Linked DNA regions of Mus musculus: regions 2, 3, 4 and 5 are each linked to region 1. Evidence: chromatin loops called from intact Hi-C (ENCODE). Cell type or tissue: left cerebral cortex. All regions are shown on one strand.

The links. Hi-C counts contacts between places; a loop is a spot of excess contacts. Peaks named below come from ENCODE experiments on the same cell type or tissue, not always from the same donor. Only the 100,000 strongest peaks of a DNase experiment are listed, where the experiment ranks them.
Region 2: it touches region 1 in a loop (7-fold over the local background); 6 of 42 quality-filtered maps call a loop at or near these places.
Region 3: it touches region 1 in a loop (6-fold over the local background); 19 of 42 quality-filtered maps call a loop at or near these places.
Region 4: it touches region 1 in a loop (8-fold over the local background); 31 of 42 quality-filtered maps call a loop at or near these places.
Region 5: it touches region 1 in a loop (3-fold over the local background); 14 of 42 quality-filtered maps call a loop at or near these places.

Annotation. Positions count from the first base shown.
Region 1 is chr6:42,581,104-42,586,103 of GRCm38, forward strand. It overlaps Gm38798 (a long non-coding RNA gene), which reads right to left and starts at 624. Exons shown (of 3, transcript XR_869010.3): 1 at 487-624. In left cerebral cortex, a CTCF peak has its summit at 2,605 (motif pointing left); a DNase peak (open chromatin) is centred at 2,594.
Region 2 is chr6:41,601,596-41,606,595 of GRCm38, forward strand. It overlaps Ephb6 (Eph receptor B6), which reads left to right and starts at 3,916. Exons shown (of 18, transcript NM_001146351.2): 1 at 3,916-4,225. Gm27549 (a small nuclear RNA gene) reads right to left here and starts at 710; the gene lies at 649-710. In left cerebral cortex, CTCF peaks have their summits at 2,898 (motif pointing right) and 4,691; DNase peaks (open chromatin) are centred at 2,978, 3,128, 3,599, 3,820 and 1 more place; H3K4me3 peaks cover 2,246 bases; H3K27ac peaks cover 2,055 bases.
Region 3 is chr6:41,759,127-41,764,126 of GRCm38, forward strand. No RefSeq gene overlaps it. Among named protein-coding and RNA genes, the nearest start is that of Olfr459, 11 kb to the right of the region's middle. In left cerebral cortex, CTCF peaks have their summits at 900 and 2,764 (motif pointing right); DNase peaks (open chromatin) are centred at 723 and 2,776.
Region 4 is chr6:42,225,077-42,230,076 of GRCm38, forward strand. No RefSeq gene overlaps it. Among named protein-coding and RNA genes, the nearest start is that of Tas2r144, 12 kb to the left of the region's middle. In left cerebral cortex, a CTCF peak has its summit at 2,368 (motif pointing right); a DNase peak (open chromatin) is centred at 2,367.
Region 5 is chr6:42,323,217-42,328,216 of GRCm38, forward strand. It overlaps Fam131b (family with sequence similarity 131, member B), which reads right to left and starts at 1,424. Exons shown (of 7, transcript NM_029528.5): 1 at 1,226-1,424. The coding sequence starts at 1,253. In left cerebral cortex, CTCF peaks have their summits at 2,193 (motif pointing left) and 3,788 (motif pointing left); DNase peaks (open chromatin) are centred at 388, 895, 1,554 and 2,187; H3K4me3 peaks cover 2,492 bases; H3K27ac peaks cover 2,037 bases.

The sequences.
Region 1 (5,000 bases):
TGAAAACCTCCATCCCACCCCTCCCCCTGCTTCTATGAGGGCGTTCCTTCACCCACCCACCCACTCCCACCTCCCTACCCTTGAATTTCCCTACACTGGGGCATCTATGGAGCCTTCATAGGACCAAGAACCTGTCCTCTCATTGATGCTGGACAAGGCCATCCTCCCTCCATGTGTACTCTTTGGTTGGTGATTTAGTCCCTGGGACCTCTGGGGGAGTGGGGGTCTGGTTGGTTGATACTTTTGTTCTTCCTATGGGGTGGTAAACCCCTTCAGTTCCTACAGTCCTTTAACTCCTGTACTGGAGACCCCTTGCTCAGTCCAATGGTTGGCTGCCAGCATCTGCCTCTGTATTTGTAAGGCTCTGGCAGGGCCTCTCAGGAGACAGCTATCTTAAATATATTAAGTGATGTGGAAAGACCCTCTGTGGGTGGCACCCATTCCCTAACACTGGGATTCTGGATTGTATAAAGTGAAGAAGGCTACCTGAGCTCCGGCATGCTCTCTGCTCTTGACGACAGATGTGATGTGGCCAGCTTCTCCAAGCACCTCCCGCTGCAATTGCTCATGATGATGACTATAACCTGGAAATGCCTGCCCAAATAAACCCTTTCTACCCTATGTTGCTTTTATCTCTGTGATTTCATTATAGCAACAAGAAAAGAAACCATGACAACACTCTAAGGATTCCACAGTTACTTGCACATTAATGCTGTACTGTTTGTTTAGAATAGGCAAGATTAGGAACCAGCCTAGATGTTCATCAACAGACTGACGGATAAGGAAAATGTGATATGTATACATAAGGGAATTTTATTCCACTGTAAAGAAAAACAAACTTATCACAACCACACAGGAAAAAATATTCAACTGAAAGATCATTATACGAAGCTAAAAAAGTCAGTCTTTAAAAGAAAAATACTGTGTGTTTTCTCTAAGAATGTATGTGTGTGTATGTGTGTGTGGGGGGGGGGGGCGGGGGGTAGGGAGAGCAGTCAGGCCATGAAAGGAGGAAGGGAACTATTAAAGGGTATGAAGAAGGAAAGGTGATGGGGGTAAAAGAGGTAATGAAATGTGCAGGTCAAGAAACAGAAGCCAGTACCACTTAGGAGGAGGAAGGGGGGGGGTGGTCAGTAAAAGTGTGAGAGAAAAGATAAAGACTATTGGCAAGGGAGTAAATAAATACAAAATGTCAGATAATTTTGTAGGAAAATGTCACTATGGAACCCAAAATTTAACAAAAAAAATGAATAGAATGTCTTCTTGTAATCTGTAAATTCTGTGACTCTAGAGGTAGGAAAATGGTATCATACTTACATTCCTAGGACCTCTCCTGCTTCTCCAACCCAGTTTCTCTGTATTTTTTAATATTAAATTTTATTTTTAATCACATACATACATACATGCACACACACACACACACACACACACACACACACACTGTATCTTGAGTATATTAATTTCTCCCTCTCTCCAATTTCTCCCAGGTTACACATCTTCCTCCCTGTTTTCTGTCCTTCTTTTATAGTTTTTAATCTGTTAATGGATGTTTTTAACACACTGAGTTCCACTGGTCTTTCTCTTATGTGCATGGGCACAGAGTCATCTATTGTAAAGAGAGAACTCACCAGTGACCACACCTCTCCCTCAGAAAAGTGATTCTCCTTCCCTCAGGAGCTGATCCAACTCCCTTCCTCCCTCAACTTCCAATAGTTTTTCAGCTAGTAACTTTTAGCTGGGTTTGATCCTGTGTGAGCCCTGTGTAGGTCTCCACAGCTGCTTTGAGTTTATGTGAGCAACAGGCATGTCATGTCCAGAGGACAGCATTTCCCAACACTCCTGCTCACCCCCTGGCCCTTACATTCTTTCAACACCACATTCCATGATGTTTCCCGAGCCTTGGCATGGAAGGATTGATTCAAGCGTCCTATTTACAGCTAAACATGAACAATCACTTACTCTCAGCACTCGGAACAACAGTAATGCATCTCTGCCTTAGTCACTACCCACTAAAATAAGAAATTCCTCTGAGCAAGATTCGGAGCAGCACAAATCTATGGATAAAACCATAAGTATCTGGAAGGCAGCTTGACAACATGACCATTTAGAAAAGCGTCATTGGGTTCTCCCTTAGGGCCTATGACTTCCATAGCCATTGGTTTTGATGGACCGTGTTCAAAACACCAGGCATAAGCACTCCTATGCTGCTGGCCCCGGATCCAATCAAAAGAGTGTTTATTTACTGCTACTACTAGATAAGTAGGCGCAACTTGTCTCCCAGGACAGAGTTGTAGCAGGCAGTGTCCAGGTCTTGATTTGATCACTGATATCTTTTTTTCCTCAACACCCTGAAACTTTCTTTTTTTCCTGTACTTCACCGACCTTTCATGGCTATTCCTGTTCTTTGTAACTTATTTGGAGCAGGCTTTTGGCTTCTTGGCTCCTTTCCTTCTGTTTTTGAAACACTATGATAGAATTTTGCAAAAGAACTCATTTTATTTCTTCAATCTGAGGGTGGGGCGGCGGGGCGGGGATGGGGGTGGGGTGGAGGTACAGACGCTGCTGAAATTTCAGCCTGGACTTAGGGCGCCACCTGGAGGCGAGACAAGAAAGAGCCCAAGTTATTTAGCTGACAGAAATTTGGGGACTCCTCCTAACCTATAGGAATGTTCTTGGACTATATATAGTAAAAAGGGGTTGGTCATAATATCTAGATGAAAACGGAGTTTCTTTAAAGTTAATGTTTGGTGGGATTCAAATGACATGGAGAAGGAAAGGGGCTGGCAAGAAGGAAACCAGAGACCCAGAAATGGAAGCTTGGGGAATGTATTTAAAAGTCAATCATTTTCCTTGAAAGTTTCTGACTTCATCTCCCACAAAATGTTGCTGTAGCTATTCTCATAAGAACTAAATCTTGCATGTGGAAAGTGGGAAATGGCAGATCACTTTTTGGTCATCCAATCTGACCGTCAATGTGGTTATGTTAGCTATTATTAGTCAGAAGAGAATAGGAGAAATATTAGTTTTGCTGTGAGTACCCTGTAAAGACTGTTTTGAATTTCAGCAAATAGGGTAGTTTTCTGTAAGGACACGAGTTAGGGATCCTTAATCATTCTTCTACAATCTAACACAACCACGTGTACCTGTGGAAAGCTTTTTTATGTGTTAGGCACTGTGTTATGTTGGAGATAGAACTTTGAGAAATACAGGTGTCACCCTTGTCTTAATGAAATGGACAGTCGAGTGGAGTAAGAAAACACTAAATAGACAATTTTAAGAGTGATAAGATTTTACAGTTGCACGATGTGACTGTAGATAGACCATATACTGACTTATATATATGTGACTATAGACCATAAGACCATATACTTACTTAGTCGTGACACGTGGCTGGACATGTATTCTCTTCTAAGAGAGATACTTGGGATGTAGCTCAGTGGTGTCCAGTTGTTTAACACGCTGAAGACTCTTGATTTGATCCCAAGCATCCCTTGATCCTTGCATGTTAAGCAAGTGAGTATCATTGGGCTACATCCCTGGCTCTAGAGATATGGATAGACAGATGCTCTTGCCATAGGCTGATGGTCCTTTTTCTGGGAGGATGTAGAACTTTTGGACCTACCTTAAAGTCATAGACTCCTGGTGGTTGGGTGGGCCTTGAGAGCTATGGTCTATTTCTACTTTCTGTTCTCTCTGTTTCAGATTTGCTAAGATAAGAACAAAGGTGAGAGCAAGCTCCTGCAACTCCAAGCATCCCCTTTCCTGACATGATGCACTTTATTTTCTGAAATCATGAACAGAAATAGACTTCTCCTCCTTCGAGTCACTTCTGTTAGATACTTGGTCACAACAATGAGAGGAATAAATGGTACTCTTTGAATCATTTATCATCCTGGCCAACATTTCCATCAGACGTAAGCTATTTTATGTTTAACTGTCCTCACACGCTGGAACCCAGGTCATAGGAGCAAAAGAAAGACATGGACACAGGAGCACATATTCAGGAGAAGGTTCTCTGTGAGAGAGGACGGGTGCCACACTTCTCAAGCAGCAGGCAGGGGAGTTCTTGAAGAAAGGGACAATATTTTACTTGTCAGTAAAAGAAACACAAATCAACAGAAGCAAAAGCAATACTTTATTGATTTAGTAAATAAGACAATCTGAGTCTAGTCATGGAGCTTGAGTCACTACCACATCAAGATTCTTGAAAAATGTCCTAGGAGACACCGTTCTTCTTTTTTTTTTTTTAATAGCTTGTCAACTTTTATTTACAGAGTCCCATATGTGTGAAGATAATGCTAATACAAGACAATTTTACACTCATATGATTCATAGATGCCATGATTTTAAAAAGAAACTCTTTCCCAACTCTGTTTTTTGTTTTGTTTTTTTTTTTGTTTTTTTTTGTTTTTTTTTTTTGTTGTTGTTGTTTCTGTTTTTTTTTTTTTTTTTTTTTTCAAGACAGGGTTTCTCTGTGTAGCCCTGACTGTCCTGGAACTCACTCTGTAGACCAGGCTGGCCTTGAACTCAGAAATTTGCCTGCCTCTGCCTCCCAAGTGCTGGGATTAAAGGCGTGCACCACCACACCCAGCCCCAACTCTGTTTTTGTCATGCATTAGAAAAGTGCAGTGATTGGCAGGTTTAATTAAATCTTTAAGCATATGTAGTAAAGTCACTGGATTCAGCAAGTCAAGGGCTGTGGTTGACCATTTGTGTATTCATGCTTAAATTTGTGCTGGGGTATCAGGATCTCTTGGCTGACAGCCCATTTCAGCCATGTAGAGATGAAAGTCAGTTCTCAGTAGAAAATTTTACAAAACATAAAAACATAAAGGATTAGTATATTCATTCAGATAAGGACAGTGGAGACAGCACCCAATGATCTATGTTATTGATTTAGTATTTTTTCATTTTATGTGTATGTACATAAGGTACACACACATAAATATATATACATGCATATATTTGTCGTGTGTGTGTGTGTGTGTGTGTGTGTGTGT
Region 2 (5,000 bases), 980 kb before region 1:
AAGTTGTGTGCGCTGGAGATAATGAATTCTGTGCGGCATATGCTTTATTAAGGTCTGCTTTTCAGCTTTAAAAATGTTTAAAGATTATTATTCTTTATTTATCCTTTCTAAAACACCCCTAAGCACCTAATATGGGACAAGTATTGAGCAAATTACAGCAAAGATTTATGCTAAACTTCAAATGGTACTCATTGCTTTGGTTTTTCATAGCTGCAGACTACGACATACTTTAGCTGATGTACTGTATACTCTCTTCCCACTATGAATACCTGGTTGAAGACTGGAGAGATGGTCCAGTTGTTAAAAGCATATCTTTACCCAGGACTGATTCCCAGCGTCCACATGATGGCTCACAATCATCCATAATTTCAATTCCGGGCAATCCGATGCCCTCTTCTGACCACTGGCACCAAGCACACTCACAGTGTGTGCCAAGGGCCAGCCTTGGCTTGGTTAGGGAAATCCTGAGGAAGGAATGTTTTGGAGTGGTGGAAGAAAAAAAAACCTCGAATTCAGTGATGAGTGTAAGCTGACAGCTCTGTAGTCTGCTCAAGACAGCTCTCTCTTGATAGGAAAAATTCTAAACACATTCTGGATAGTTCATTTATTTTCTGACCCAAGTCAGAAAGAGTGCTAAAAAAAAAATTCTTGTGTTTTCTGACCAAAGTCAGAAAACTTGCTAGGAAAATTCTACAAGAGCTCTGTTAGCTCTCTAATTAGTTTTTTGGTTTTCCAAACAAAGTCAGAAAACTTCCCAGACAAATTTCAAACAGGAACTACAATAGCTTTCCAGACAGTTCATCTTTTATAGACCAAAGACTAGTCTTTGATGTATATATCAATTCAGTCATTTGCCCTAGGTTCCCTTTTGATTATCCCATGAATCAGCATTTTATGACCTTAGCCCCTTGATTCTTGAAATATAACAGCAAATACATTGTTTTTAACATAGCAAATGAATTCAGAAATCTGTGTGCCTTTGTAAACATAAATAATAAGCTAGCTGAGTGGATCCCAAGATCACCACTCTCACCATTCCTGGACCTAAAGCTGCTCTATTCCAGGCTGACCTTGAACTCAGAATTCTATCTGCTTTTGTAAGCATAAACACTAAGTTTATCTGGGTGGGATCTTGGCCTGAGGTCACCTTTCCCTTAGTCTCTTTATCTCCTTAATATTCTTCTGTTAGGGCTGCTCAGAGAAACCCTGTCTCAAAAACAACAACAACAACAACAACAACAACAAACAACAAAATATCCGTCTGACAAACCGGCTACCTCTGTTCTTTTAGGTTCATGAAGGCCCTCATAAATTCATGTTACATCCTTATATTTTGCATAGGTGCAAAATTATACACTCTTGAACCCATTTTTCAGAGTTCTTTGCCATAGCCTTAAGGTCTGTCTTGAAAGTCTCAGTGTCACAGAGACAAATTCTCATTTCCTAGGATCGTTCTGTTCTTAATTATCATGGAATCATTAACCTTGGCAGAAAAGACTTTCCCCCTGGTGGGGGAGCATATATATATATATATTATGTATGTGTGTGTGTATATATATATATATATATATACATTTATATATGTATACATATGTGTGTATATGTGAATATATATGTGTGTACATATATATGTAAATACTATATAGTATACAACTTTATATAGATATATATAAAGTTAAATATATGTATTATTATACTGTCCAAACAAGCCTTACACCTAGCAACCATCAACACTAATGGAGGCCCACTCCCTGTTGGCTGCTACAGCAGGAACCTTGTGATGTCTTCCTTTCCCTTCCCTTCCCTGCCTGGGCAGGACTCAGCAAGTGTGTATACATACATCCAGGCAAAACACTGATACACAATAAAATAAAATATAAAAACTTGGTTTGAAATCATGTAGATTAGGATATAAGGCTAATTGTAATAATAAATTGAATCTTCTATGCATCCTGGATACAATAGTGTTTTTTTTGAAAACCAGACACATTCATGTTTTCTTAGCAAGAAAAAAATTGACTGATTACATAAGTCTAAATTAATAGAAACAGAATTTGTAATATGTCATACAATAAAAAGAAAACAAAGATTTTATTGTAATCACAATGCAAAGTTTTGCTAGAATTTCTGGGCTTCATAAAGAAATATCTATATTTTGGTTTTGTGACTATGTTTAAACATGCTTTATGTACTTTCTTACTTTTTAAAGTTTCCAGGCATGTAGGAAAGGCTGGAGGTACAGGGTATATGTTTAATGAGAGCACCAACAGCATTCCAGATGGTAACAGGAAATACATAGATGCCCAGATAGATGTGATGATAGATACATGGTAGAATTGTCTAATAATGAAGATGTTGCAAGATCAGCCTCCCCCCTTTTTTCAGTCGTTGAAAGCATTGGAAACAGTTAACCACAAATAAAGAAAGCTCTTTATCAGAAAGCTTAGAAACAAATGGAAGAAATACGAGTTATAGGCACACCAGTGTAATTGAAGTTTTAATGAGGTCCAAATGCAGGTCATTAAACTTAATCAGGCTTATTAATTGATCCTCGATATTATGAGCGAACAACCTCCTGTCCAAGTAGGGACTCGTTATTTGTCTTTATCTTTCTATCACTCATTCAGCCAATTCATTAACGACTGTTTCTCTCGCAGTACCTCAAGGAGTTTCATTGTTTGGTTTCTTGTGCATGTTGGCTCATAGTCTCTTTCACAATTTTCATTGGTTTCTAAATGTTCTTTAAGTACCAGTTATGATCAGCCCATAAGCAGCTAGCTAGTACTTTCATAAGGATGCCTTTGAATAAGTGAAAGGGGGTATAAGATGGGACAGGGTAATAGGGGCGAAGGGGTGTGCAGATTTCACAGGATACCTGTTCTCCCTCAAAGAACCAGCAGGTGGTAGCAACACTTCGTGCGAAGGCTGCAGCCCTGCTCCGCGGGACCTAAACAATAGACCCCCACAAACCAGTACTCTAGTTTAGAAATGGTTAGGGCTGGGTAGAAACTCTTCTCCCTAGTAGCAAGCTCGCTCTGTTCCGCCCCTGCATCCAGGTACCGACTGAGTGGACCTTCTACGGCCTCTCATCACTGTGGGATGGTACTCTGCGGAGCGCGCGCCAGGGAGGTGGCACCTAGACTGGGTGCAGCGACTTGTCCAAGCCAGGTCTGCGCCAGGCACAGACATCGGACTTCCCGGACTCCGCCCCAGGCTTCCCTGCCTTTGAGGCGGTTGAAGGTTCAATTCAGAGGCCCCATCGCTGACCCAGATTCAAGGCACAGAAACAGATACAAGTCTGAAGCTAGCACAGGGACCTTTTCCTTCCCAGACGCTTGCACTGTCTCTGGTTGTTCTGCCCTCCCGTGCTCCCAAGACTTGTTTCTCCTTCCACCTCCTCCTTTTTTTTTTTTTTTTTTTCTTTTTTCTTTTTTCTGCTCACGCCCACCTCAGTTCAATCCAGAGTAGAAGCCCCACTGGTTTAGTTCCTAGAGTTAAAGAAGAGAAAGGGAGGAGCCATAGGCGCAGCGCCTGGGCTTCAGCCTGGCCATCAGCTGCCAGCCAGTAGCGCTTTGCTCCGCTGATGCTCGGGCGCGAGCTACAGGGTTTTAAACACGCCTCGCAGCGGCGCCCACTGGCCGCCTCCTCCCGGACCCTAACTCGTGCGGTCCTCCTGCCCACGTCCCCTCCGCCCGCCAGGACCTGCGGGAGGAGGCCGACCCTCCTCGGCACACGGGCGGGCCCAAGGCGCGCCCAGCGTCTCCACTGCACGCCCCGCTGGGGATCCGGCGCCGCGCACTTGGGTCCTAGGCCCAGAGGGCGGGCTCGGCTCCCGGAAGAGGAGAGCGAGAGCGGCTGAAGGGGCTGGAGAGGGGCGGGCCAGGCTGGGAGAGACGAGAGGGGGCGGGCCCGGCTGCGTTCGCCCAGCTAGCGCTGGGGAGCAGCGGGCGTCCGAACCCGAGACCACAGCTCAGCGACTCCGATCGTGACACCGGCCCCCGCACGATTCCCCAGGGCCCCGCCTAGGGAGCAGTCCCTGCTTGCAGCCTTGGGTCCTCTCCCAGAATCCCAGAGACTCTAAGCTGCGAGCAGACGCGGGCCCCTGGGAAGCGAGGTCCCCAGACCAGAGAGGACACGCGCGACGCTAGGAAAGATCTGCGAGGTGCAGATCCACCGCGGGGGCCTCGGGGGGCGCAGACCTGCAGAGCTGGAGGCCGGCGGGAAGGTGAGCCCGGGATTTGGGAGGTCGGAGGGTACTGTGTCTGGAGAGTAAGGGATTAAGGTTTGCAAAGTAGAGGATCTCTCTAGCCTGGGCCTATGCACACCCTGGATGGGGGTCTTTTATGGGGGAGTACTGGGTATAGCTCTCCAAGGCGAGAGTAGGTTTCTGAGAGACTGCCCCTTCATCCATGCTCTTTATTCTGTGTGTCCTGGGTATTAAAATTCTTCCATCACGTTTCCATCGACCCTCCTGTGCCTGTGACTTGGTGTGTGTGTGTGGGGAGGGGGGTAACCTCACAAAGGTCAGGCTCCCAGCATTCAGAAAAGGTTTGTCCATGCCTCTGACTCCTGTGGCATCTCTCCAATCCCCTCGCTGCAGGGTGGAGCTGGCAGGGGCAAGGGGCAATCGACATCTACAGCCCCCTTAAGCCTGGAAATAGAGGCTTGGAATTTGAGCCCCAACCGTAAGCACGCCCCCTCCAGTGGCAAACAAAGTATCCTGCTTGCTCCTGCCCCAGCTCCACCCCCTCTATGCATCTGGGTGCTTGGCCCAGCCTGCCTCTGCCCCTGCCCACTGATCTTGGCCGTCTGGCACCCTCTCTCCTCCCATCCCTGGGGGAACTGGCAGGGGACCAGCATAGCTGATGTTGTAATATCCCTGGCAGTGCCCATGTAGAAGTGCTGCCCAGCCTGTTCCCAATCAGTTAACTCAGGCCCTCCACCCATCAGGGGAACTTGACTCAGGTGGCTCTGGAAGGGAAGATGATGCTTCTCAAAGG
Region 3 (5,000 bases), 820 kb before region 1:
TAATGATGAGGGATAATAGAACATGCTACTCTTGTTCCCCTTCAGTGTCTACATTAATGGGCACTAGTGGTCAAGGAAGAACATATTCATTGAATTAGGTGCAATACAGACAGAACGGGCCTTAAATGCCACACAAGGGAAGACAAGGCACATTTGATGAAGCATGTTGAAGGCAGTGGTTGAAGGAAAAATACCTTTTCTATTTGTAATTCTATTATGTAGGTATGTCTCTGTATCACATGTGTGCCTGGTGCCTATAGAGGCCAGAAAAGGGTATCGGATTCCATGAAGCTGGTATTTCATACAGTTGAAAACCATAAAGTGGGTGCTGGAAATGAAACCCGGGTCCTCTGCAAAAAGAACAAGTGCTTGTAACTGCTGAGTCTATTATGGCAATCTTTAGAGACAAGTATCTTCCAGTGCTTTGGGTTTATCCAATTTGGTGATCATCAAAATTGTGTAGCCCCGCAGATAACTTGGTGGTTGTGTGGCAATTTAGGAGTTCTATTGACTTATTCAGAATGAAACTAAACTAACCCTCTGGTAGACAAAAGGAAAAACAGAGTAACATAAATTTTACAGCTTAGATGGTTTTAAGAGTAGAGAAGAAATAAATTGCATCTCATCTAGCTTGAATTGGAGCTGCCCAATTTAAGAACAAGTACTAATTAGCTAACAGGAAAGCTCAGCTGTGACTTGGCTAAAAATGGGACCTCTTGCAAAATGCACTTAAAATTGAGCTCTACGGAGCTGATTCACATTCAGTCCATGTGAAAACTGGACTCGTACTCACAAAACAACATGTGGAAAAGAGTTTGGCATATTTTTAAAACTGAAGTGTACTTTTTGAAGATATGGCCATCTAGCTTGTGTATGGTATCACTGCAAGTGATCTCTGGACTGGAGAATTGAGATGACGCCCTTTAGGTCATGTGTCCCTAGCTGAATTTACTTGATTGGCTACAAGTCAATCTAATAACCAAGAGAGGATCTGGGAATAAGAAGGGCATCTTTAATAAAAGAAAGAGAAGGGAGATAGGCTTCGAATGCTTTTGAAGCTTTGCAATGATGTTTGGAGAATATAATGAGCTTGGGAGAAAATTGAAGCAGTCATTTTTAAAGCCTTACATTAGTGGCAACTCCAAACCTTTCAAGTAACTGAATCATAAATTAACATGGTCTATTTTAAAAACCATTCTGATTGAATTTAAAACTTTGTCTAGGTATGCATGGTAGTTTTGATTTCGATGCTTAATTTAATTCATCCACACTGTAACTTTATCATAAATAAAAATTATAATTCTTTAAATATTGGAGATGGAATCATTTTTGTTTTTGCATTTGTTTGGTAGCCAGCTCTGAGTGCCTCAAAGTCATCATCCTCCTGCCTCAGCCTCCCAAGAGTTGGCATTGCAGGTGTGAGACATTGTGCTGACATCTCTTTATCATAGTCTTGCTGAGATACTATAGAAAAGTGTGCAACTCATGAACGACCGATCAAGCCTCAAGGAAAGGGGGCTCCATTAGTGTTAGGAGACAGGAGAGTAACTGCTTTCCATCCACTTTTGCACTGTTTGGAAACCATTTAAAGTTATTAATAATTCATCAAAACACATGGAATAATCCTTGAAACAAATAATTACATGTGAATCAAAGAAAAGCAATCTCATGTGAACAGAGTGCTATCAGGAGTTGTCCGACCAAGTTTGAACCCCATCTTGGCCCTCTACTTCATAAATGGGCTTGAATGTAGGATTTTATTTGAGTCTATCTTATTTTCTTTATTCATAACATGTGACAGACCATAACTGAATTCTGGCAGACTGGTTCCAAGTCTCCCGTAGATGCAAAACCATGAATACTCAAATCTCTGATATAAAATGATGTAGTATTTGCATATGACATACACATGTCTTCCTATGTCCATTTTTATTTCCCTGTTACTTTAAGTCATCTCTAGTTAATATGTATTATGAGGGGGATGCTCCCCACTTTCTGTTATACTATAGCTCTTCAGGAACAGTGATGAGAGGAAGTCATCATGTACTCAGAACAGATACAACTGTCGGGAGGGGAGCTCTGCATCAGAGCGTGGTTGAATTTGCATTTGCAGAATCCATGACTTTGGACCACTGCTGGTGGTTAACTTAGATGGCTGTGGTGGAGATCAGAAGACACATCTGTATGGTTTTTGCCGCACAGAGAAAGGTTATGCTACCACACGAACCAATGAGACACCTTCTGCTACTTATTTTTCTCCAGACAGTAGCTCAGTACAGTCTTCATTTTAAAACTATTCATAGTTTCTGGCTCATACAAATAACTGTTATCATTCTCAAAAAGTGACATATGTGGCTACAAAGATGGCTGAAGGTGCTCACCAAGACTGAAGACCTAAGTTTGACCTGGAACTCACATGGTAGGAGAAAAACAACTGCTGAAAATTGTTCTGATCTCTATTTGTGTGCCATGGCATGCTTACACACTTACACCAATTAATTGATTAATTATATGTAAACAGGAGAAAAAAATCATGGACTTCTCTGAAGCAAGTTTTTGAAATTCAAATTGCTTCAGAAATTTATCCTTCTTAATTTTCAAAATTTGTGTCCCCAATGTGCTCACTTCTCTTTTTTTCTTTTGCTCCCCTAGCATTGGAAATGCACATTTACTCTAATCCCTGCCCCATTCTTCCTAACAGCTTCCAGACAGTTCAGCCTAGGGGAGGTCAGATATCCTGTGTGCATTACTAATAGTGACCACTAGGTGGAAGTGGTGACACACCTTTGGGAAGACAGGGATCTGAGCGATGGCAAAGTGCCCATGTAGATTCTGGCTTTTTAGAAGATGGGCCCTAACAATAATTATTTATTACAGTTAACTAATTTATAAACATGAGGAAATTATATTAGTGTCAGCAATTCCCTCCAGCCAAAGTGTTTTCATATCACCTCTGGCCACTGTAATTGGCATCATCCAAAGAAACAGCAGGTTTGCTCTGGGCATATCCTAATTTAGCAGTCTAGTCTCAGGTCTCTTGTCTCTCCATCACTGTGTACTGTGTCCATCTGTGCACCACATATTAACATGGACATAACATTCACAGTGCTTGTGTACACTGTGAGAGCCTTTGGAAATTGGAGGATAATCTGGACTAGTATGAGGTAGAGAGCATGGCTGGCTGCAAATAACAGAAGGGGGTGTCAACCAAAATCCTTTAGTGAAGGTTTCCTTGTCTCAATGGTCAGAAATCCTGAGCCACCCTCTTTCACACAGTTACAGGTTATAATCTGTATCCATTTAAATATTTGATAATGCAAAATTGCAAAAGCAATAACATGTCCAAAGAGAAGGTGTTTTGTCAGAGAACAGATGACATCTCTCAGGTAGTTAACATGTGACCATGCCTGGTGTGTGCATGCATATGTCAGCATGTTGCAGTGGTAATGGTTAGGAGGCACCAACATGTGCTTTGGTGTTGGCCACACTTGAATTAAATTTAATTCGTGTTTAGGTGTTTCTTAACTTCCAGGCCCCCATTTCCCATTTGTAAAATGGAGACCAAAATTTTTTCTTAACCAAGTCATTGTGAGTATTAGAAACCATGCTGACAATGTACAATCATGACACACTAAGTTCACACTTGTGCAGTCTCAGGCACTCCTATTCTCCAGTCCCACTGTAAGCCATCCAGGCTTATACTCCCTGGATTTTGTTTGCATGGGCTCTTGCTGTCTCATAAGCCCTCATTCCATTCCTCACTAACTCATATAACCTCTGTGAATCCACCTTTCATATCCTCAAATCTCCCGTTCTGCTCTAGAGGGAGTCATTCTTTGTACTACACAATACTATCGATCCTCCATTTTATGATGAGATAGATTCTAAAGCCATTTTAAATGCAGAAACTACTTCAGGCAGAAGTCTTTGCATATCATCTCTAGTCACTGTACCTAGCAGCACCCAAAGAAATAAGAGTTGCCCTACAGTAGATTCTAGTTGAATATCTCAGGTTCAGCCCAACGTCTTTTCTCTATTCTCCATCATGTCAGTCACATTCTGTATATCCACACATTTACTTAACATTAGTAGCATCCTGTGGCCACTGTGAACATATTATATTGTAGCAAACTTCCTAGCTTAGCCAAGCCCAATTTAAATGTATCCACATTCTATTCCTCTACATTTGAGCAAGATCTTCTAACACAAAGCCTACTTCATACTGATCTGATGACTACCTCTTACACACATAGATGAGTGTTTGGTAGACATGAAGAGATGCAGAAACACAAACCACAGCACCAAGAACAAATGTGTAGCAAGGATACTAGGGCATCAGTTGTTCACTGTACAGCAGCATAAGAGAGCATTGAACACATATTGGCAACTCAAAATCTGAAATGTGATATCTACTGGATGCAAATTGCATCACAGCATTGTAAGTTTAAAAATCTGTAAGTTAAAATACTGTAGATAAAACTTCTCTAAATGGGAGACTGAGTGCATTTTTTCTGTTTTTTTCCCTCTCTTCTACACATTTTATGGCCTTAAGTTGACTTAACACCTACTTACCATCCTCTTTTTCTAGATCCTTCTCCCCTCTTCAGTTTCCCCTTCAAATACACACACACACACACACACACACACACACACACACACACACGATGTTTAACTAAATGGAAGGAATTAAAATATAATCCATATATACATAAAGAGATCAGTCAATTTTTGTCACTAGATACTGTCATTCTTTTCCAGATTGTGATTATGTCCTTCTAATATGATAACCTGTATCCAAGAGTTCCCTTTAATTACTGACTATATAATTCAGCAATATCTGTCCTTACAGTTTTTCCGTTGTCCTCCTGACAGGCTATCTAATACTACTAACAATGTTTTTATATTTTACAAGAAATACCTAAGCCTGGGTAAATTGGTAAGTGAGGCTTTATTTAGCTCATTGTTCTAGGAGTTAAGGGATCACAAAGAATATGGTTAAA
Region 4 (5,000 bases), 360 kb before region 1:
AAGTAGTAGGCAGAGTGTGCATAGACTATATAAAGTGTTTAGGCACACACACACACACACACACACACACACACACACACACACACACCAAGTCAGATGACTTTTCAGGTCTCTGAAGTGTCTCTAAGAAAGTAGGGCAAACGTCTATAGAGTCTGGAGTCTAGACAATCAGTCCCCACATATCAATGAGTAAGCTTCAAAGTCCAAACTGAAACATTGGAGATTATATGTCTAGAACTGCTCTCTATGCCGTCTCATGCAGCCTCTGACCAAAGAGAACCATTTACTTTCCCACTGGAAGTCTACCTCATTTTTCATTCACCCAGCCTTAATTCGGGCCCTCGCCCACAGTACAGTGCAGCAACATCAAGGAGAATTCATCAGCAAATCCTTCCGTTCTAGGTGAACCAAGAGAACAGGTCACCCTAGTACTACCCAAGACACTGAAGTACAGCTTTCAATAACAACCTTTGCTACATTGTTTGTTTTTAGGCCATTCCTTTATTATCGGGAAACATATATAACCATATGCTCTTGAACTACATATGTACTTTCACACACACACACACAAACACACACACAACTTACATACACTCACATCACCTTCTGAAAATCCTCCAGAGACTTTTGATTGCCATAGATGTGTCCACTGGCAGGAGGGTGGGGGAAAGCCCTCTGCTGCATCTCAACTCACTCTTTTCTTGATCGCTCTTGATGGGTTTTTTGTTTTTCTTTATACACCCTAGCCAACATAATCACTTAAAGAGCTTGATGAATTGGCTCCTTTGTAATTTTGATTTTGGATATGTTCAATCATACAGAAAAGTAGAAGAGATGCTGCACTCCTGCCTGTGTATCATACTGTACTCATGTACTGTGTATTATATTTAATAAGTGCTGCTTGGGATCTGAAGTGTCCCCCAAAGGCTTAGGTGTTAACCATTTTATTCCTACACAGTGCTGAAATTGAGGGATTATTGTATTATGAGGGCTTAATCCATGGATAAATACACAGCTGAGTTCATAGCTGAACAGACCAGAAGGGTCCTGCTTGGAAGAAGTACAACCGTAAGTGAACGGAGTTGTGTCTTTGAAGGGTATTTGGGACCCTGGTCTTTTCCACACTCTCTTCCACCTTTCTAACTCACCCTTCTTCTAACCACAATGAAACGAGTTCTTCTCCATACGTCTCTCTCAACCATGACACTGTCACACCATAGGCCCACAGTGATGGGATGGAGTGACCTCTGACAGAAGCTTCTGAAACTGCACACCAGAATAGTTATCTCCTCCCTTAAATCGTTAATCTTGGACATTTTGTTACAGCTCCCATTAACATTTTGCCAGAACTGATCGGTGAAGGCCTTTCAGGGAAATTACAAGTACATTTTCTTTTGAGGGAGAATACTATACTTCAAATACCTCAGATATTTCAGTATCTCTTGTGTCTCTAAAGCTAAAGATTTTTATGGGTTCTTGGACTTCACATAAATTTCTACTTTCTATAAAAATGAACTGGGTCCCAAAATTAGTCTTTGAAGTATAAGCTGAAATGCACCAAAACACTCCTCTGAAAAAATATAAACATCGTCTCTAATATAGCCTTGATTATCCCTTGGAGTGGAGGCAGGGGGTATGGCAAGACAGGCTCTCACTATGTAGCCTGGTCTGGACTAGAACTTGCTATAAGACCAGGCTGGCTTCAGTCTCACAGGGGTCCTCCTGACTCAGTGTTCTGAGTGTTGGGATTAAAAGTGTGTGCCATCATGCCCTGCCATGGGACACCATTCCAGTATTTACAGGAAACATGACTAAGCTCCATAAAATCTAAACTGTGATGGATATTCGTTCTTTCCTACCACCTCCCTTGTGTCTTCTCCATGCCCCTTTCCATAAACTCTCTTGATAGACAACTCTTTCTTCTGTCCATTTCTATGCACATCTCCTCTGGACTCCTCTCCTCAAACCACATTCCACATTGAAATGATGCCCACTAGTATAGTACTCTCTTATAGATCAAAGTTTAACTTTAGAGATTAACCAGTGTGTAGTTTGGTGATTTCGTTGCGTAAATACTCTCAGCATGGCAAAATTCAAACTACCAGCAGGATCTGTTCAGTGGGTTTTGGAGATGAGCTAGCTTCCTTCCAAACAGGAACAGAGGGCATCTCCAGAGATAACGTTTTCTTCAGTCCAGCATAATAATATTTGTGGTGTTAGCAAGATACTCAGCTCCTCCTAGACTTGGTTTCCTCGTTTTTACACAGGATTTACTGATTGTTTGCATACTTCTTTATTGATTGTTGACCGTTTTTTTTTTCCATGCAGTTTCTAACATGGTGACGATTGGATGCGTGGCCACTAGATGGCGATCGAGTCATTTCTTTAGCACAAACCTTTTCTGTTACAAGTTCAACACTGAGCAAACCATAATTCAAATACACGAATTAAACTGGTGGAGTTTATTTTCCTTTCTGTAAACTTTTTACTATGAAAGTTTTTGTGTTTTCCTTTGAAATTCTCCCCGGAAACTCCAGATCCTGGCTCTTCTGTACGGCCATCTCTCAAGGCCTCGTATAGAAGCTGTTCTGGCTCCGGAATGACTAGTCCCCGGTGAGCTGTGGGAAAAAAATGTATCCAAAGCCACACCTGTCCCTGAGGGATCTACTTCGTGGCCTTTGCTGTCCTTCTCTCCTGAAAGAAGGCAAGATGTCCTCCATTATCACATTGCCCACCTAATCTGTGAACGGCGATCATAAATCCATTCAAATCGTTTTATAGATACAGATTGAGCAATGGTGTAAACCAGATATTATATCAGACACAGGCCAGGCATTCCACAGATGAAGGAAGCAAGAGCAAACAGTGCTACAGTGAAACAAGAAATTCACATCAACCAATCCTCCCTTGGTGCTGAGAGGGTAAGTGGACATCAGCTCCCATTCACAACTAAGAGACTATCTCCAAATGGCAACACTTACAAAGGAAAAGTTAACTTTTTTTCCAAAGGAATTTCACTGGGTTTACAAACCACACATAAGGACAGGCCTCACACTCATCAATAAACGGCCATGACAAAATAAACTCAATGTTTTTTTGTAGATATATATTTTTTTGTTCTTACTGGCCTTTTGCTTGTATATTATGGTTTCTGCTTCTGTGTTCCTATGGCTTATTTCTTCCTGTGTGCTCACATGTGATTGCCTGTTTGTGTGCATGTGTACTGTTTTATTTTTCTTTAGTTTTGTTTTTTTAGTTACAACTTGTTTGTTTTGTTTGTTTTCTAAACAGAAAGGAGAGTGGAGTTGGGTGGAGGGGAGGTGGGGAGGACCTTGGAGGAGTTGGGGGAGTGGAACTGATTAAAATATAAGATTTGACAAATGTGTTTCAATTTTTTAAAAATGAAGTAAAAGAAGAAGGGAAGCGATATCTGCATCAGACACTGAAGCAAGCTGAGTTACAAAATAAGCATAAGAAGTTATGGAAAAAGCAGATTCATTTACTCATAGAAATTTATGACAAGTGTGAATGATGTGAGAAAGCTGAGATTATTAAAGGGACTGCACAGGAGTCATAGCTCACAGATAGACAAAGTTAGGTCCCAGGCTTTTAATTAATTCAAACACAAATTCACATGGATAGAAAAAATAAAGACTTTAAGCCTATAAAACAAAACCGAGGATATAACTCAGTTGGTAGAGTGCTTGCCTAACATGAATAAGGTCCTGGAAGTTAGCCACAGGCACTGCATAAAACCAGGTATGGAGGTGCACACCTGTAAGCCCAGGATTTGTAAAGTGGAGGCAGGAAGATCATCTTCAACTACATAACAAGTTTGAAGCCAGCCAAGATTAATAGAAACTCTGCCTCAAAAGTTAATAATAATAAAGTTATTATTATGAAGTTAAAGTTATAGCCAAAGAGTTGGAGGTGACCTATTAAAGAACATTTCAAAAGCTCTAGCCATGCATGAGACAAAGACTGATTGGATTTCCATTGAGTATGCAATGAGTGACAGCAAGGGTCACTGGCTATATCTTTAAACAAGAGACAACTAGCTGAACTCTACAAGGGAATGTCCATGTCCATGTGTGTGCGCCCACACACACACACACACACACACACACACACACACAATCTACAGGTGGTGGTAATCCTGTGGGTCAGGAAACCATGCTCACTAATAACCAGAAATATGAATATTAAATCAGCAATAAGACTTAGCTACCTTTATGAACCCACAGCTTAATTTCTGCAGCTTCAGTTACCCTGTCACCAGAAGATAGGTGAGTGGTATATCATAAGATTTTTGAGAGAGAGAGACCACATTCACATAACTTTTATTTTATCACTAATATTTGCTAACCTCTTCTATGCCACTTTTACAAACTAAACTTTACAGTAGAAAAAACATAGTATGTATAAAGTTCAGTGCCATTTTTTTTTTGTTGCAACAATCCACTGGGGGGTCTTAGAGATAAGGAGACTATCACAACACTTAACATGTCTCAAAACAATAAAAATTTAGCAAACACTGATGAGAATGTCAAAAGGGAGGATTCTGCTACTGCTGCTGCTGCTGCTGGCTGGAGTGCCAGACTGCGTTGTCATTCTCGATGCACACACCTGGTGAAATAAAGCACTCACATGCCCTTTGACTCAGAGATCCACCCCGGGGAGGGTTCCAGGAGAAGTTCTGCCACCAGTTTATAAAGGGACACAGATAAGGTCTCCTGGTGTCATTGACGTCATGAGTCCACATATCCCCAATGGGGAGAATGGGTCAACAAGGTGTGGTAGATAACCAGGGTAAGGCATGTAGGAGTCTGAAGTGATTAACTCAGCATGTTGATAGCCATGTAGACAGTGTGGAGTGAAGGACATAAAAGGAAAAGCCAGATCTGTAGTACAACCATTTATGATTATAAAAAGCGCATCAGGTGCAACATGACCCTATACATTAAAGAAGGTAATAGTTAGGCCCAAGGTTAATATTCACC
Region 5 (5,000 bases), 260 kb before region 1:
CTCTCTCGGAGAAGAGTGGGAGCGAGGGGAGGGAGGGGGTGGCCTTTGAGGAAGAGGGGGAGCTGAGTCAGAGCCTTAGGGGGCAGGGAGATGGAGGGGAGGAGAACAGGGAAAGAGGTAAAAGCAGAGGAGGGTCTCCATGGAAATAAACCGGGTCTCAGAAATCAGGCTTCCGGAGAGTGTAGTTTGTTTGTAATAATAATACGAATTATTCTCTCAGCCTGAGGTCACTAGGGCGTGTAGGCGGGAGAAATTGGGAGTTAGGAAGGGGAAAATTGGGGGGTTTGGGAGAGGACTGTACTAATGTGTTCAGCCCTAAAGTGGAATGGATGCGTAGGGTGGGGGTAGGGGGCGGTAGTAAGGCAGGGGCTGGAAGGAGAGGACCATTAAGGAAGCGCCTTTCTTCCCTCCCCCTGCCAAAGGTAAATAAAAAGCCGGCCCTGCTCCGCCTGCCCCCGCTGACAGGTGCAGGCGGGTCCCAGGGTTCCTAGGCGGACCCCACCCTCTGGGAAGCGGACTCCCGACCTCTCTCGGGGAGGTAAACCTCCACCTCCTCCCTGAGTCCACGGCTCTTCCAGAGCACCCCGGCCCAAGACCATTCCCTCCAAGCGTGGAACCCATTCCCTCCCGGTGGCACACGCTCTTCCCGCCCCCGCCCCAGAGGGAAAATGCACGTGAACAAAGCAAATCGGGGGGAGGCAGGAGCGACGGGAAAAGGCTACCAAGAGGGAAATGGTTGGGGGCAAAACACACATGCCATATGGAGAAGAGGGTGAAGATGGGAGGGGGCGTGCGGAAGAAAGTCAGGGATGAGGCTGGAGAGGAGGTTCTGAGAAGAGGGGCTGCTCCCGAAAGAAGGGCTCGGGGAGGCTCTGGCTACAGCAGAGTAGACGCGAATGGCCTGAAGGTGGAGGGATGGGGCCATCGGGAGTAGGGAACAGCGACTGAGCCGCGAAGGATGCTGTGGAGAGGCTACCAGGGAAGGACCGCGCCTGCGGGAGGGCGATGGAGAGAAGGCTATGAGCTGAGAGGGATGGAAGCCCTGGAGGCGCGAGGGCACAAGGATAGAGGGACCTTAGCGGATGGAGGGAAAGTAAAGGCGCGAGGCAGGGCCGGGCGGGCGCGGAGGGAGGTCCCCAGGGGCAAGGATGGGGATGGGGGAGGGGGCCGGAGGAGCGCCCCGGGGCGAGCTTGCCCCTGACCCGCGCCGGGCTGCGGTACCCACCCACAGTCCGCGAGCCGATGCAGCCCATGGCTCCGGGGGCCGCCGGGTCCCGGCCCTCACCGACTCGGGGCCCTCGCCGGGGGGAGCACCGGGAACCGCGCCGCCGCCCCAGCCGCTCTGCAGCGCCGCGGCTGTCTCCGCTCGGCTCCGCTCCCCCCTCCCCTCTCCATCCCTCCCCACGGCAGCCTCCGTCGCCGCCGCTGCCGCCGCCGCCACCGCCTGGCTCCCCCGCCCCGCTCAGCTCTCCGCGGCCGGGGAGGGGGCTGCTCGGGGATTGGCTGCGCGCAGAGCCTCCCCGCCCTGCCCCCGACCGGGCACCGCGCTCCCCGCGCCCCTCGCCGCGCTGCAACCACGTCCCTCCGCCTGTCCTTCGCAACCCCCGCCCCTGAGCTCCTCGCCATCCCCGCTGAGTTCTCCCGGGAGATGCTGATGGAGAATGTGGATAATAACCCGCTTGTCTCAGGAGCCCGGTCAGGAAGCCAGGGCCCACCCTTAGGATATGCTTGATGGACTTTGAGGGCTGCGGGGTGAGAAGGCCGAGAGAGAAAGTGGGGCGGAGATGAGAGAACACCCTGCTTGGCCTTGGGTACCAAATTCCGCAAACATTTGTTTTCTTCCTGATGCTGCATCTGGGACGCACGAATCGGGATTGGATGCTGTTCTGGTTGCCCGGCGTTTCACGTGCGTTGCTTTGCCCACCCAAACATATTGTGAAGTCTTTGCCAGTGGATGCTGCGAGATGCTTCCCTGTCCTCTAGCTGTTTTGGGATGGGTGTGGGGATGGTGCAAGTATTCTAGCTCTAGGCTTGGGTCCGGATGGGAGGAGAATGGGAATAATTCTATTGCAGCTGTAGGGAAATGAAAATATCAGGATCGGAAACCGGCCGCAAGACATGGCTTTAAATCAGAATTTAACTTTTCTGAGCTTTATGTGGATGTCCGGAAGCAGCAAAAGGGAGAATACTGCCCCCTGCCGAGAAGGGTCAGCACTACACCAAGGGCCCCATGGGAAAGGAAAGGGAGATCTGAGTTGGGAGAGTCAGCAGGCACTATTTCAACTGGCAAGAAGAGTCTAGAAGACACACTAGGAAGGACAAGGAGACCATTTCCTCTTAGTCGAACCAGTAACTGCAAACCTTGGGCAAGCGGGTCTGGGTGGTACCATTGACAACAATGGTAACAACAAAAAGCAAACACTAATTCTGGGCCAGCTTGTTTTCCATAGGTTTTTGTCTCTTTCCTGGGATTAGAGAGGAAGAGGGGCAGGAGGCCTTGTGGGTTTGAGGCAGAGAAAAAGGGCATGCCTTACACGTGTAAGTTTGTGACATTTAGATTATGATTGAGGAATTACGTCTGATGACATCCCAGATGAAGATATGGGAGAGGATAGATATTTTTGCTCATTTTGGTACTATAACAAAATTCCTGAGACCAGGAAGTTTATAAAGATTGGAAGTTTGGAGGCTGGAAAGGCCAAGAACTTAGTGTTTGCAACTGCTGCAAGTGTCCTAAGGGCTTTGATGCATTGTAACACTTCGAGGAGATGATATGATGAGACAGGATGAATATGTTAGCTTCAGCCTCTTTCATAAAGCCTCTAGTGCCAACCTCTGTGACCTTCACTAATCCTTACTATTGCTCTAAGACCTTGTATCCAAATAGCATTACCATATGAATTCAAGGATTAAATCCAAGTCGCAGATTTGAAGGGCCACTTGCAAACTCTATCAGAAACTGGCACTAACTGCAGATCTGGGAGGTGAATTTAGAAGGTCTGGGAATTTGATCTGCCCAGCTGCCTTCTGGTCCCTGCAATGACAGTTACTTCTCAGCACATGGGGCATTCTGTCCCATTCTCTGGATCTTTTGAGGCAAGGCTAATGAGTTCCAGTTTTCATAACCAAAGCAAACTTCCTGGAAGACAATTTGACAGTATAGATCATATATATATATATATATATATATATATATATATATATATATATATGTAAAATATTTAAAATTTCATCTGCTTTTACACTTGTTATCTGCTTAACATAAATTGTTCGGGAGGCAGAGCAGAAAGATTGAGTTCAGTCATGGCTGGGTTACGTAGAGAGTTCAAGAACAACACTGCTAACTTTGTGAGACTCTTAATCGCAAAAGGAAATTTTACAAAAGGCCTGGGTGAGCACTTGCCTAGAATATCCAAGGCCCTAGGTTCAGTTCCCAGCAACAACCGCAGTTCTAGTTTGCTATCTACTGCTATGATAAACACCATGACTGAAAGCAACTTGGGCAGGAAAGAGCTTATCTTACAGCCTGCAGTCCATGGGAAGTCAGAGCAGGGCTATAAAGTAAAATGATTAGTTTTTAGTTTGTGCTTAAAACAATACATATCCTTCCTGCCTTCCATCAGTTGTTTTTTTTTCTATCCAAGTAACTGATGGAATTTCTTGAGAAATACTTATGTTTTACACAACTCTACCTCAAACAGACTTACAGTTTGACCCTCAGCAAAATCCTAATATTGATTGGCTCATATTTGAAGTTTTAGAATACAAGGCTCTGGCAGAGTGCCCCCATGTGGCACTTCCTAACTGGTTCCCTTTGGGACAGAATCCCAAGGTGAAACCATCTCATCACTTCTCTTGTTCCTACTGCATGCCTGTGGCCCCTTGGGGGTACCTCTTGGATAGAAGAACACAACCACAGGTCAGTGGCAGTACTGTGTACTATGCAGACTCTTGTCCTAGGATCTATGGGTAGAATAAAAAAAATCCATTAACTTTGTATGGGGAAAAAAAAAAACCTACATCAATATTCACTAGCAGGTAACTGAAACATTTCCTTTACTTGAGCGACCCCTATAAGCAGAAAACCACAATAGTGTTACATCACCAATGTATCTTCATCAGCGGTCAGAATCACAGATGCTTGCATTACAGAACAGTCTTTGGAGATCTTTTTCTATGATATTCTTTACATTACTACTCTTTTGAAATCATTAAAAAGTATACTTAAAATTATATTTGCTTCTTACATTTGTTATTTAATGATTTTATTGAGAAGCAACAAGGCATGCACGAAGCCCTGGGTTTTGTTTTGGTTAAGGCAATGATAGTAATTATTTTATTTTGAGAGGTTTTTGAACATATACTGTGATTACATTTAACTACCATTTTACTCTATTACTACTTTCCCTGTGAACTCCTTTATCTCCCTAGATCCCCAGTGGTTATACCACTGAAGAAAATGTTCCCTTCCCCCCAGTCTAGTAGCAATTTTCAGCCAACAGCTCTTCAGGAAGGGCCTTGTAGTACCTTTGCTATCATTGATGGGATGCTGAAAGTCTTTTCTAGTTGTTCATAACTGCTGTGTGTCCATGATTCCACACACAATTCTTGAATCCTCTAGTTCTTGAGTTCTTTATGGCCACTCTTTCGCAATATTTGATGCTGTATATGGCAGCAAAGGCCTGTAATCCCATTTCACTGGAAGGTGAAGACAAGAGGACTAGGAATTCAAGGTTAGCCTTGGCTATATGGCAAGTTCAAGGTTATCTGAGCTATAAGAAATCCTATCTAGGGCTGGGAAAATGGCTCAATGCTTAAGAGCACTGGCTGCTCTTCCAAAGGTCTTGAGTTCAATTCCCAGCATCCACATCACAATTTACTGTCTGTAATTTCAGTTCCAGGAGATCTGACACTTTCACACAGACTACCATGGAGGTAGAACACCAGTGAGCATAAAACAAATTTTAAAAATTTAAAAACGAAACCCTATTTAAAAATAA